Regions from separate parts of the Homo sapiens genome. Here region 2 is linked to region 1. A link is a contact called in ENCODE Hi-C data. All regions are on one chromosome and are shown on one strand. The core of a region is the stretch at or near the end of the contact, and the rest is flanking DNA. Distances in the headings are between cores, read along the strand shown. Region 1 overlaps UBE3B (ubiquitin protein ligase E3B). Region 2 holds the start of TCHP (trichoplein keratin filament binding).

Region 1 (7,228 bases), core at 231-2,730:
CACAACTTTGGAGTTCTCCTACTAAATCATCTGTTTAGTTTGTCTCTTGATTCTAATCTGTTGAGGCCTTCCTGGCTTCTGGTTCCATCATCTAATGCATTCCTAGTACTTGGGGTGCTGAGGTTTTTATTTCAGAGCAGTGACTATAAAAACAGTGCTGAACAGCACAGGGCCCAGGGAAGAGTCTGTTGGCCCGACTTGAGAGGCCCAATCACCAGGTGAAACTGATGTCTTCAGACACTGTGATGGAACAAGTGACCAATCAACCCTGCTGTCCTATGAAGGCCATGCCACATTTCTCCCTTTCAGCTACAACTGTAACACTGTCACATGCTTCGCAGGTTAGACAGGCTGTCTCCACAGCATCCACTCGGCTGCCGTCTGGTCCCCTCATCACAAAGCAAACGAGCAGTATGCCAGTGTGGCGAGACCTGTTTTGGGGAACCCTTGCTGCCTTCCTGCCATGTTCACCCAGTGATCCCCAAAGGACTATCCTATGGTGCCCCGATTCAGGGGTTAGGCTTCAAAGTTAGTGGGCAAGGGAAAATTACCTCTCAAGACCCCTAAGTCACATGTGGGAACAGGAGCACAGTTTTGTGGAGGCAAACCTGAGAAGGACTTTTTATGTACATAAAGTTTGAGAATCATTAAGTTAGATGACAAAAGGGAGAAACAGGAAGTCAACAGGCAGCTGTAACAGCATTTAAACCATTCTGCCTAAATTTAAGATAATTATCTTGGCACTGAGATGAGAACGGATGGAGAATTCCATCAAGTTCCTGTCTGCCTGCAGGAGTTCCTCCAACCTGCTTTAAAATTATGCCTCCCCAGCCTTCACACGCATTAGTAGATGCGTTTGTGGTTATGTGGATGAAATGGGATGGTACATGTGAAAGCAAGTGGCACATGGCCTAGCTCAAGGAGCGTTTACTGGATTCAAATCTCAGTCTTGCTTGATCAGCTCCACACCAGCCTCTTTGTTTAAACGTTTAGAGGGGACTGCCTCTTGTGATACATTTCCTGCCTTCTGGGAACTGGCGTGGATATGCGAGGATTATATCCATGCCTCTTGGGAGGTGAATGTGAGTCAGCGTTCCTCTTCTTCACTGCATCTCAACATGCACACACAGGGAATACTGAGCTAGAAAAGGGATGCCTGGCTTCCAGGCCCAGCTCTATCACTGATATCCAAGTGACCTTGACTGAAGTTCTCTGGCCTCAGTTCTGCCTTTGACAGAGACAGGGGAAAGGACTGGGTAAGAGTATGTTTGAGGATCCTTCCGGTTCTGAATACTAGAGTTCCAGCCCAAACTCACCCTCTGGGAAGAAGAGCCTTCCTACAGGACTTTAATATCTGGAAGCCTAATAGAGAAGCATAGCCCTCAATACTAACCATAAAAAAGGAAACAATGCCCAGGAGAGCATGAGTCTGAGATCAGCTTACTGACGCCCCCTTGTGTCCAAATCCAGCAAAGGCCCCTGGGCTCTCATATTCTAATAACCAAGCCACCAGATTACGACAACTGGGATAACAATGAACAACCCTCTCCCCTTCTCCAGTGGAAAGTAAAGAGGAAAAGGGACTTTGCCTAAAGCCTAAGACAGACATCTCTTTTGCCATCCCTGAGGGATATGCTTTAAAAAGTAGGGCCAGAGTAACTGGGATGTCAAGTGAATTTCCAATAAGCAATGATATTTGTGAAGGGAGTCGGATTCTGCCACTCTCAGGAGATACTGCAATCTATACCACCCCAGACTCTTCCCATGGGTGGGTGCTGGCCACGTCTGGGTAGGCGTGATGGGTAGTGGGGCTGAGGATTTCTAGAGACAAGGGAGATGCATCTGGGTCTGCAGAGGGAAGTGCTAGAAAGGGAGTCCCTACCACACAATTGGGCTTTTTCTGAATCAAAAGCAGAGGTTGCAAATGGGTGGCCCACAGGTTGAATTTGGTGGAAAGACAGGTGTTATCTGACTTTCTAGGCACTTTACAGAGTTCAATTAGTTCACAACATGGAAGATCTGAATTTTGGCCTTCTCTTAAAAACTCAAGAGCGTTATGGAGCCCACCTCGTCACATGGCAGGTCTGGAGGAGCTGAGTGGCGGTGGCCTCTTCTGGGGAGGCACGTGCTTCCAACTGCTCCCCAACACTGAGGCTGGGTGTCAGTTGCCATTTATCAACTCACTCGTGGGGGCTATTTTTCTCAAGTAGAGCTACACAGACCAAGAGGGCTGTTTCAAGAACAGGAGGGCGCAGAAGTGGAGATTATTTCTATATGTCTAGCACGCAAACAGAATGCTCCTGTAATGAGACCCACTCAGCCAGCTTTACTCCTTCACATGGCCTGCAGGGCCCAGTGGGCCCTTCAATTCCTTATGCCTACCTTGAAGAATGTCAGAAACATCCACTGTTCAGCACACACTGCCTTCCTAGCAGCTCTCGGCATTGATCACCAGTGGCCAGGGGCACTCAAACAAGCTCTCCAGTAAGGAGTGACACAAACAAGGTACGATGCACCGAGGGAGAAAATGAAGACACGTGAGGAGGAACAGCTGCTGCCAGAAGCCATCTGCTGGTGGGGGTGGCTATCTGGCCACATACTTCAGGGGATCCCGTGACTGTCCTACACTACAGGACAGGCTCATGGGGAACTGCAGCTGGAGTGTGATAAAAAGGTCTGAAGTGCAAACATGGCAAATAAATGAAGCCAAGCCTCTCCAGGGAATGGGGACTGTGGCTCAGTCACCAATTCTATCGCTGGCAGGATGAGCATGTATGGGTAGGCTGTGCACTATACAAGCCCAGGGGAGGCTGTGGCATGGATAACACAGACATCGTAGGTAGTTAAGTTTATGACAACCATGTTCCAGCAGATTGGAGGCACGGTCTTGTACCAACAAAACCAATGTATTGTGACAATTTTCTGACATATGAGGACTGGGTACCTATCTCTAATTTACATGGAGTCACCGTATAGTGGTAGTTCCAGACAACGGATTTAGCTCAGGTGGGTCACTTCAGTGGTATCTTGTAAGTTTCTGTCTACAAAGAACTTCTGGCTCTGTGATAAAAGTATTTCTCTACATAACTCAGTAAATGTAACACCTCCACTCCACTTATATACTACAATCACAGTTGAGAGTCTCAGCAAAGTGCCTGCTGGGACAAATGGAGTTTGCACAGACCTGAGAGTGTTAGTGCAGCCGCTGTGACTGGCAGCTCCTGTCCTCATTTCAAAGGGACATGAAGAGGTGGATGCTCTAGCCCAGGATACTCTAGCTCTCATGGGGTAAAGGAAGACACTGCTGGGTCTCCAGCAATGAGAACATGTTTAACCAAGCAGCTGTTCAGAGCAGTCAACAGGACAAATGACCCCTTTCCTGCTCCCAGAGCCTTAATTTCAGATCAAGGAGTAACAGGAACAGTTCAAAAGCCAGAGACCGTCCACTAAAGAGCTTCCATGTTGCAGGGCCCACTTCCTTGTGGTAGGATTCCATAGGCTTCACACTCACCTCCAGCATCCTGGACCGGCGGATGGTGATGTGAGTGACATGCGGGGAGGCAGAGCTGGTTTCCACCAGCCCCAGTTTCTCCTTCTCCTTGGTAACCATGGTTCGAAACAGTAGAACTCTCTAAAATGAACAAAGGCGGGATCAGAAAACAGGGTCAGCAAACTGACGATTCCATAAAAACACTCTGCAAAAATGACTGAAACTGAAGTTAGATGAGATGCAAGCAGAATGGGATGCCTTAACATGTGCTACCAGTTAGAAGTGTCCTGTGAGAACAGAAGCATTCCCTGGAACACTTGTGGGAATTAGAAATACTGTTGAATACACAAGCAAAAAACGTTCCGGAAAGAGTGGTCTGGCTGCAGCTAGGGTCCAGCTAGGAATGGCCCACGAGAAAATCCTCCTCAAGGCTGGGCGTGGGGGCTCACGCCTGTAATCCCAGCACTCTGGGAGGCCCAGGTGGGCGGATTACCTGAGGTCGGGAGTTCAAAACCAGCCTGGCCAACATGGTGAAACCTCGTCTCTACTAAATACAAAATACAAAAATTAGCTGGGTGTGGTGGCATGCACCTGTAATCCTAGCTACTTGGGAGGTTGAGGCAGGAGAATCACTTGAACCCAGGAGGCAGAGGTTACAGTGAGCCAAGATCGTGCCACTGCACTCCAGCCTGGGGGACAGAGTGAGACTCTGTCTCAAAAAAAAAAAAAAAAAAAAAAGAAAAAAAAGAAAAAAGAAAATCCTCCTCATTCAGTCAATAATCCACTATAAAAACTTGGTGGCAGAACAAGTTACAGAGCCTTCTTTATCTAGCTGTGCCTGCTTTAAGGGAAATCAATATTATGAATCCTAAGAACAAAAATAATTCAAAGATAACTTTTCCTACTGTCAGAAAATTTAAAAATGACCCTACAGTATAAAGCTCCCTGACCTTTCAACCTGCCTCCTCTGTGCCTTCAAGCCCACCACAGTCCCACCAGTAATATTTCTCAATTACTGCTTGAAAGGAACCCTCTCTCCTTATTCTTAAGATTCTGCTAAACCTATTTAGAAAGAGCATGACTCTTTGCCCCATCCTGGGCTCAAGAATCAGCACCCTAATACCATTTAAATCAAGTCAGCTGAATGAATACATAAATCTAACCACAGCTGTTTTTTTAAAAATGGGAATCTCCCCCAAAGTCAAGAACTTTATTAAATACAAATAAGAACAGTAACAGCTGGGCACAGTGGCTCACGCCTGTAATCCCAGCACTTTGAGAGGCCGAGGCAGGTGGATCACCTGAGGTCGGGAGTTCGAGACCAGCCTGACCAACAGGGAGAAACCCCAACTCTACTAAAAATATAGAATTAGCTGGGCGTGGTGGCACATGCCTGTAATCCCAGCTACTCGGGAGGCTGAGGCAGGAGAATCGCTTGAACTTGGGAGGCGCAGGTTGTGGTGAGCCAAGATCGTACCATCACACTCCAGCCTGGGCAACAAGAGTGAAACTCTGTCTCAAAACAACAACAACAACAACAAAAAAACAGTAATAATAGTAACAACAACAGGAAATACTATATACCAGTGGGTGCTAGTATATTTTCATTTAATTATTATGTTAACTCTATTAGGCAAATATGATTGTAACAAAAAAAGCAATGACCAACAGCCCCTTAAGAAGAAAGGGGATGGGCCAGTCGCGGTGGCTCACGCCTGTAATCCCAGCACTTTGGGAGGCCTAGGCGGGCGGATCATGAGGTCAGGAGATCGAGACCATCCTGGCTAACACGGTGAAACCCCGTCTCCACTAAAAATACAAAAAATTAGCTGGGCGTGGTGGCGAGCACCTGTAGTCCCAGCTACTCGGGAGGCTGAGGCAGGAGAATGGCGTGAACCCGGTAGGTGGAGCTTGCAGTGAGCTGAGATCGCGCCACTGCACTCCAGCCTGGGCGACAGAGCGAGACTCTGTCTTAATAAAAAAAAAAAAAGAAGAAGAAAGGGGATGGTACTGAGTGGAGGAACTACTGTTCAGTGAAGCATCTTGCTGAGGCTGGTTGACAGATCTAGACGTGACAGGACTGACGTGCTCTGAGTAGAACCAAAAGCCCTGAGAGGTTCCAGGGCCATGCAGAAGAGAGGGGACAGATTGGGGACACAGGGAGGGAGGCTGGTGATAGGAATGAAGGGTGCTCCTACCTCTCCCCTCCATGGCAGGGGAACTGTAGGACTTTTGAGAACAGGTGTTTGTCATGTGGAGTCGTGTAGTTTGTGACACAACTACTTCCTATGACCCCAAATCTTTGGCATGACCACCTGAAGGGGTGCTGTTTGGTGATACACAGGCGGAAGGCGAGTTACATCTGGGTCAATCCAGTATGGGGTGGAGATAGCAGAAGACACAGAAACAGAACTAAAGAGACAGAAGTGACCACAGAAAGCCTGGACAGGGCTCTGGATTTCTATGGGGCATGGAAGAAAGTCTGAGGCAAGCTTATCCAGGCTGCAAGGGCTGGGCAACCTCAGCGACTGCAGTGGACAGTTGGGTACGGATCATTCTCCCCATTCTACAGATGAAGACCTTACTCACCCAAGGCTACACAGTTGGTGGGCAGGGGGATGGAATGAAATCCAAAGCCCAGACACAGCCCCCATACTACAAAGCCTCTGCCCACTCCACACCTCTTAGGCCTTCTGGGTAAACACAAAAGGCAGAGAGGACTTAAGGGCCAGCCAGGGGATGAGTCACACATAAACAGGTAAAAGCGATGTAAGAGGGTGCAGAAAATGAAGTGCTGTGCACGTGAGCCAGGCAGAGCTGAGGCTTTAACAAATGTTAAGGAAAACAAGAAAGGCATTATAGTGAAATCGAGAACAAGGGAGAGGTTCAACATTTAGGGCAGATGGTATAATGGTAACAGAGCAGAGAGAGCCTATTACCCTCCTGTGTACTCCAGCAAGAATATTTCAATGGCAGAGGGCAGCACACATGCCACTAAGGGGAGCTTGAAGCTTGAGATGGGCGGAGGGGCAACAAGACAGCCCATCTGCTCTGAAAACACCAAGCCTTAGATACTCCCCCAGGACCTGCAATCACGGAGCAGGAAGGGGCAGGAGATGACGAGGGCCCCATTTTCCTGAGGGAGGACATTTTATGAACTAAGGACAAACAACCTTGATGACATATTTAAGCAAAATTCCCAAAAGAAAAAAAAAATGTGGGGATTACTATATACCCTGGACTTAAAAGTCATTCCAATTTATCTCAGCGGTTCCCTGACTTTCTTATTCACAGCACCTCTATCACTGCAGTAACTTTTTTCATGGTACTCCTAGGCCAAAAGAAATCCCTAGCAGTCCTTTTTACTAGGTAGTTAGGTCCCAAATATTTATGTCCTAAGACCTCAGTTGCTGTATTTTACAAATGCACATACTTTGAAATATAAAATATTTTTATTTTGTTCTTACAAGCCAGCTTTGCAAACATCATTAAAAAGAATGTAGTGCAATCTCATGTTGAAACCACGAACTACTCTGAACTAGCAGTTCATGTGGTGTCTCACTGTGTTCTCCTCAGAAATTTAAAATATTGTGCAGCACCTCCAGTGGCCACAGCACACGTGAACCACAGAGAAACAGAGCGGAGGGTCTAGACGATGTGTTATGGGAATGCAATGGTCAGAGGCTGATTTCACAGACACGCGGGTCCAGGAGGAGGGGCTGCATTTTAAACCAGACA
Region 2 (7,398 bases), core at 2,020-4,519, 380 kb before region 1:
TTGTGTGTGTATATTTAAGCACAAATACCAGTGGGAAACAGCATGGAAGGATATGTGCCAGACTGTTAACTGTGGCTGTCTCTGGGGATATGGGGTTACAACCAGGCTTCCAAATTCTATCATATGCTTCTGCATCATTTTATCTTTTTCAATGCCAATGTATGGCTGCACTGATGATCTTTTTTTCCATTTCCAGCTGGAAAAACATCACCATGCAGGTAATTCATACTGCCTGGCAAATCCTACGCTCCCTAAATCCTTAAGGCCTCATCCCCTGACCAGCAAGTGGTCCCCACTTCCATCCAATCGGCAGTTACCGCACAATTACCTCCGCTGGTAGGAGGTTTTAGAGCTCCATTCTGCCTGTTTGGAGCTGCAGATGTCAGACATCCTGAAGTAACGGCTGTTCTGCTCCCACTGCTGCCGAAGCCGGGCCTCCTGCTCTCGCTGTCGTGCTAGCTGCTGATTCAGGCGCTGCTGGCTGCACCAGTAGGACGGCAGCGTCGGGAGCGCCATCTGAGAACAGGAATGGGAGGAAAGTGAGCCACTGCAAATCCCAGGAACCCTCACCAGCTTGGCCTCATCCCTTTAACGAGTGGTCACCACCCCTTGGCTGCACAGTGAAATCAACTGGTGGAACTTTAAAACAAACAAACAAACAAAACCGTGTCTGAGCCCCACTCCAAACTAATTCAATCAAAAAACTTAGTAGGGCCCAGGCACCAGCATTTTTTAAAATGATCTGCCACTAGTGCTGCAAATCATCCTTTTAAATTTGCCGTGGCTCACGCCTGTAATCCCAGCACTTTGGGAGGCCAAGGTGGGCAGATCACGAGGTCAGGAGTTCGAGACCAGCTGCGCCAACATAGTGAAACCCCTGTCTCCACTAAAAATACAAAAAATTAGCCAGGCGTGCTGGTGGGCGTCTGTAATCCCAGCTCCTTGGGAGGCTGAGGCAGGAGAGTCACTTGAACCCAGGAGGTGGAGGTTGCAGTGAACCAAGATTGTCCCACTGCACTCCAGCCTAGGCGACAGTGCAAGACTCCATCTCAAAACACAACAAAACAAAACAAATAAACCTTAGCCAGACACAGTGGCTCATGCCTGTAATCCCAACACTTTGGGTGGCTGAGGCAGGAGGATCACTTGAGGCCGGGAGTTGGAGACCAGCCACATCATGAGACTCATCTCTATAAAAAATCAAAAATTAGCCAGGAGTGGTGGTGCGCCTGTAGTCCCAGCTACTCAGGAGGCTGAGGCAGGAGGATTGCTTGAGCCCAGGAGGTCACGGCTGTAGCGAGCCATGATAGCGCCACTGCACTCAGCCTGGGTGACAGTGAGACTCTGTCTCAAAAAAACAAAAACATAAAAAATTCTGGACTGCGTGCACCCAGCTGTGGGCCAGCCATCACCAGGAACACAACAGACAGACACAGGGATTGTCCTAAGATTGCTAGACTAGGCACATCGGGGGCATTTATGCTGTGCTTAAACAGAGACAATAATGTAAGGAACACATGTATGTGCCAAGCACTCAATACATATGACTTTTTTTCATTCTTACAATCACCTCGCTATTTGGCAGGTAAGGAAACTTACGTTGAAGAGGTAAAGTTGTTGTACCCGAGCGAGTTAGAGAAACGCCACAGTTTGAGACGAAATTAAGAGTCCTTTATTTAGCCAGTGCCCAAGAGACGGCTAATAAATTCTCTTGGCCCGAGGAAGGGGCTTGATTTTCCTTTATACTTTGGTTTAGGAAGGGGAGGGGAGCTCAGATGCAACAATTCTACATAAGTAAAAACATGCAAAAATTAAAAGGACAAAGAGTCACAGAGAAACAATTAAAAGACAAATGGTTACAGAGAAACAACAGTTCCAGGTGCAGGGGCTCTAAATCTTTCATAAAATGTTAGATATGGGTGCTCTGCCCGACACCAACTCAAGGTTTTATGGTGTTATCTTTTGAGCAAAATCCTGGGAACTTCGTACATTGCTTGTTTCAGTACCTTATCAGTTAATTGGACTCTTTGATATGTTGAGATTCTGCTTACACAAGTTAACTCCTTGAGGAAAGGGGTGGGTAAGGAGTCCTTGATGTCTTGTAAATGAGGGAACCAGATGGAGTTCATCCGGCTTTCTCAACTAAGGGAGAGCTAATTCATGTGGAAACAAGGCTAGGTGATTAAGGGGAAAAAAAGAGTCTAAAAGCAAGGTTAGTAAAAACAAGGTAAGGCATTAAAAAACAAGGTTAGTAAAAACAACGTTAAGCATTACAAAGTGATTTGCTCAGGATCACAGAGCCAGGAAGTAAAGGAGATAAACAAGCTGGGTTCCTAATTCATGTCCGTCTGAGACCAGAGCCCAGGCTCTCTCTGCTGCAAGGGGCTGCCTGTTGGGACCAACCTGCCCTGGCTCTGGCAGTCCCCGGGGAGGGGACTGATAATAACACTCGGAAGTATGTTGGGCTACCATGGAGGACAGACCTTTCATCTTGCAGATGAAGAAGCTGAGACCTAGAGAGAGGAATTGCCTGAGCAATGTAGGGATACAGCTGGAGCCTTGAAAGCAGAGAGCAGTCTCACTCCAGGCACCAATTCCCCTGACCCAAAAGCTGTCCTCAAGTGTAGGGTCGATGCAGTGCCTGGGTAGGAACGCCGGCTGAATGAGCGAAAAGGCCTGGTGCACGCCAAGAATCTCATTCTGGAGGTCCTCCAGTTTTGGGGGCAAACACTCTGCGTCTATGGTCCAAATGTAGCCGGCAGGCTGCTAACGTGTGACCTCGGTCTCGAGACCGTGGCAAGCTTCACATACTTTTTTCCCGCTCCCGTAAAGCCGCCAGTGGATCAGTCTTTGCACCAAGAGTTAAAAGTTTAAGATTCCCGTCCCGGATTGGCCACCCACAAGGTGGGCTGCTCCCCGAACACGTCGCATCCCTCTCTCGACCTGAACATGCACGTGCAACAAATGGGGTCACAGCGCGTGGGGAGCGCAGTGAGGACCCCGGAGGCGCCCTGAGCTCGCGCCCGCTGACTGCCGCCCCGGTTCCCGCCCGCGCGGGCCGCCTGCGGGCCCCCGCCCTAACGCCGGATCCGGCCTAGTCCAACCCTCCGACTCACATTTCTCTGAGGCTCGGAGTTTCCGAAGAGTCCCCCGGCCCGACTTCCCGCAGGCACGAAGCGGGCCGGCCAGTCCCCCGGTGTAATTCCCAGACGCGCTACAGCAACGCCGGCTGTTTCCTCCCTGTTTGCACCGGCAACGAGCCCGACGACGGAGCGTCGCAAGGGCCAAGCCTCCTTCAGCGCGTAGGGAGCCTGTGTTTTTCTCTGGTGCCCCGTCGTGGCCAGCGGGAGATAAATAGCAAACGTCGCTGCTCCTTGAAATAGGGAAGCATGGAGGCAAAGAATCCGTCCATGCACTACACGTATTTCAGGATGGTGGTTACCATCACGTGAAGGTGAAGGTGGAAACCAGGGGGAAGAGAATGTAAGTCAGTGGTCCTCAAACCTGGCTGCGCGTGAGAATCACCAGATACCAGCCTGGGCAACACAGAGGGACTCCTGTCTCTAAAAAATTTTTTAAACTTAACCGGGCATGGTGGGACTTGTGGTCCCAGCTACTCGGGAGACTGAGGCGGGAGGATCAGTTGAGCCCAGGAGATCGAGGCTGCCGTGAGCCATGACTGTGCCACTGCACTCCAGCCTGGGTGACAGAGCCAGACACTGTCTCAAAAAAAAGAAGAAAAAATCCAGATACCTTTAAAAAATCCAGATGCCCAAACCAAACCCCAAATCCCATCTGAGAGTATCAGTGTTTTCCAAAATTCCCCAGGTGTGTTCAATGTACAACTTGGGCAGAGGCCTGCTGGCATAAGTAGATGGAAGTTATTGGTAACTTTTTTATTTTTTTGAGACAGAGTCTTGCTCTGTCGCCAGGCTGGAGTGCAGTGGCGTGATCTCGATTCACTGCAACCTCCGCCTTACGGGTTCAAGCGATTACCCTGCCTCAGCCTACCGAGTAGCTGAGACTACAGGCGCACGCCACCACGCCCAGCTAATTTTTTGTATTTTAGTAGAGATGGGGTTTCACCATATTGGTCAGGATGGTCTCGATCTCCTGACCTCGTGATGCGCCTGCCTCAGGCTCCCAAAGTGCTAGGATTACAGGAGTGAGCCACTGCACCCGGCCGATAACTTTCTATTATAGTCTTATATTGGTGGTGAGTTCAAAAGTGTTCATTCTATTAGTATGTTTTATAACTCGTGTGCTACAAGTATTACATGCCAACTATTCCATTAAAAAGAAAATGAAGAAAAATACTTGTTTGTTCTCTTTTCTTTCATTTTCCCATTCTTTCATTTCTTCTTCCCTTCATTTCTCCATTCTTTATTCATCTCTGTTTTTCCTGGATGCAGCATCATGGCCTCAGCTGGGTTCAGTGGCTTACGCCTGTAATCCCAGCACTTTGGGAGGCCCAGGAGGGTGGATTACCTGAGGTCAGGAGTTGAAGACCAGCCTGGCCAACATGATGAAACCCCGTCTCTGCTAAAAATACAAAAATTAGCCGGGCATGATGGCAGATGCTTATACTCCCAGCTACTCGGGAGGCTGAGGCAGGAGAATCGCTTGAACCTGGGAGGCAGAGGTTGCAGTGAGCCAAGATTGCGCTGCTGCACTCCAGCCTGGGTGACAAAGTGAGACTCCACCTCCAAATTAAATAAATAAATGAATACATAAATAAATAAATAAAATTAGCAGGCTGTGGTGGTGCACACCTATAGTCCTAGCAACTTGGGAGGCTGAGGTGGGAGGATCACTTGAGCTCAGGACAAGGAGGCTGCAGTGAGCCGTGATCACACCATTGCACTCCAGCCTGAGTGACAGAGTGAGACCCTGTCTCAAAACATGGTCTCTACAGTCAGAACGCCCAGGTTTCAAGCTATACCATGCTGGTGTAGTCTTGGGCAGGTCACTTCATCTGTCTGTGCCTCAGCTTCCTAGTCCATGGAATGAGAGTAAAAATAGAGCAACTTTCAGGCCGGGCCTGGTGGCTCATGCCTGTAATCCCAGCACTTTGGGAGGCCAAGGCTGGCGGATCTCTTGAGGTCAGGAGCTTCAGACCAGCCTGGCCACATGGTGAAACCCCCGTCTCTACTAAAAATATAAAAATTAGCTGGGCGTGGTGGCAGGCACCTGTAGTCCCAGCTACTCGGGAGGCCGAGGCAGGAGAATCGCCTCAACCGAGGAGACGGGGGTTGCAGTGAGCCAAGATCATGCCACTGCACTCTAGCCTGGGCAACAGAGCAAGACTCTGTCTCAAAAAACAAAGCAAAACAAAAAATAGTGCAGCTTTCTAGGGTTGCCCGTGTGAGAATAAATGGAGCATGCCCAGGAGTAGAGCATCCAGTGCATCCCAGGTGAGCCCAAACTTGAGCCTTCCTTCACATCCCCCTTTAGTTGGCACCTGTTTAATCAGGGTCTGTCCCACTGCGTGCATAAGAGTCCTCAAGTTTCCCTCCCATTAATCCCTACCCCCTTGGGCAAATTCATGGCCACTCTTTCATGTTGTGTCCCCAGTGCAGAGGGGTGGCAGCAGCCCACTGCAGTCACTTAGCAGAGATGCCCACCCAACAAAGGAGACCAACACATAAATGTCTGTCGACAGGAACTTCATAAACACATGAATTGGACCAGGCGTGGTGGCTCACGCCTGTAATCCTAGTATTTTGGGAGGCTGAGGCAGGTGGATCATTTGAGGTCAGGAGTTCGATACCAGCCTGGCCAACGTGGCGAAACCTTGTCTCTACTAAAAATACAAAAATTAGCCAGGTGTGGTGGCATGCACTTGTAATCCCAGCTCGGGAGGCTGAGGCATGAGAATCACTTGAACCCAGGTGGCAGAGGTTGCAGTGAGCCGAGATCTGACCGCTGAACTCCAGCCTGGGCAACAGAGGGAGTCCCTGTCTCAAAAAAAAAAAAGAAAGAAAGAAAGAAAAGAAAAGAAAAAGAAATATGTGAGTTGGGGCAAGGTAAGGGAGACCTGATCCTGATTTTGTGCCTCTTGGGCAAGGCCTTTCCACTCTCTGGGCCTCAGTTTCCTCATCTGTATAATGACCAGATAAGCTCCACTAGCAGAACTTTAGGGCTTAGGGCTCGACCAGCATGCCGGAGGGCAACCATTCCTAAGTGGCCTGATCCTGGAAGCCTGAAGTCCCCAGATTACAGCCTCCATTCTCTTTTGCTGGCCAGACATCCTCACCGGCCCCCACAGTTCAACTCTGAACCTCTTGATTACACAGCTGCTGGCTGTCGCTATTAAGCAACTTTACAAGTGCCTTTTCCTTTGCTCCTCTTGGGCATTCTATGAGATATCTTATTGCCCCCATGTTAGAATTGCCTAAACTAAGCCTCGAAAAGGTGGCATGGCTTGCCTGAGGAGCCGCAGCTGATAGGTGGTTGAGCCATGATTTGAAACCAGTTCTGCCTGATCCCAGTGCCTAAGCCCTCTTGCTGCAACACAAGAGCAGGGATCATCGTGTTCCTTGCTGCATTCCCCATGCCATGCCTTGTATGTGGTAAGCACTCTATCTATCTATCTATATATCTATATCTATCTATATATATATTTGAGACAGAGTCTCACTCTATCACCCAGGCTGATGGAGTGCAGTGGTGCGAACTTGGCTCACTGCAGCCTCTGCCTCCCAGGTTCAAGCAATTCTCTTGCCTCAGCCTCTTAAGTAGCTGGGATTACAGGTGCCCGCCACCACGTCCGGCTAATTTTTGTATTTTTTTTCAGTAGAGTTGGGGTTTTGCCATGTTGCCCAGGCTGGTCTTGAACTCCTGACCTCAGGCATCAACCTCCCAAAGCGCTGGGATTACAGGCATGAACCACCATGCCCGGCCTCAATCAATATTTGTGTTGAGAATGAAAAAGTGAATGGATCCCCTATTTTGAGTACTTTCTTCTCCTCCAAAGGAAAAAGGAATCTATGGTGTTAAGAGAAAGCAAAAAGAAGAAAAGGAACGAGCATTTCTTGAACACCTGCTATGTGCCAGGTGCTTTGAGATATATTATCTCATTTAAGCCTCCCTCCAACCTGGGAGGAGTTTGTTCCTGCCCCCATTTTGCAGATGAGGGCGCTGAGGCTCAGAGAGGTGAATCAACTCTCTTGAGGTCACACAGCAAAGACTATAAAAGCCAGGATTTACAACAAACCTCTGAGACTGTGAATCCCTCTTCAGTGTGTTTTTCTGGGAGCTTGTGGCTTGCAAGTGTAGCTCTTAAAAGAGGCCTGCGGCCGGGCACAGTGGCTCACGCCTGTAATGCCAGCACTCTGGGAGGCCAAGGCGGATGGATCACTTGAGGTCAGGAGTTCGAGACCAGCCTGGGCAACATGG

The links. Hi-C counts contacts between places; a loop is a spot of excess contacts on that map. Pooled maps may share reads with other maps.
Region 2: a pooled map shows a loop between it and region 1 (7-fold over the local background). The contact joins the promoter of TCHP here to the enhancer-like site in region 1. A Hi-C loop is called at or near these places in 5 of 50 pooled maps.

What each region holds. Positions count from the first base shown.
Region 1 is chr12:109,513,168-109,520,395 of GRCh38, reverse strand. UBE3B (ubiquitin protein ligase E3B) reads right to left here. Exons shown (of 28, transcript NM_130466.4): 19 at 3,512-3,631. Among named protein-coding and RNA genes, the nearest start is that of UBE3B, 39 kb to the right of the region's middle. Within about 2 kb of position 1,480, at least 15 of the 41 ENCODE cell types and tissues checked have a DNase peak (open chromatin) inside an H3K27ac peak, as active enhancers do.
Region 2 is chr12:109,896,145-109,903,542 of GRCh38, reverse strand. TCHP (trichoplein keratin filament binding) reads right to left here and starts at 3,269. Exons shown (of 13, transcript NM_001143852.2): 1 at 3,117-3,269; 2 at 329-516. The coding sequence starts at 516. RefSeq lists enhancers at 1,865-2,705, 2,706-3,546 and a silencer at 2,939-3,048.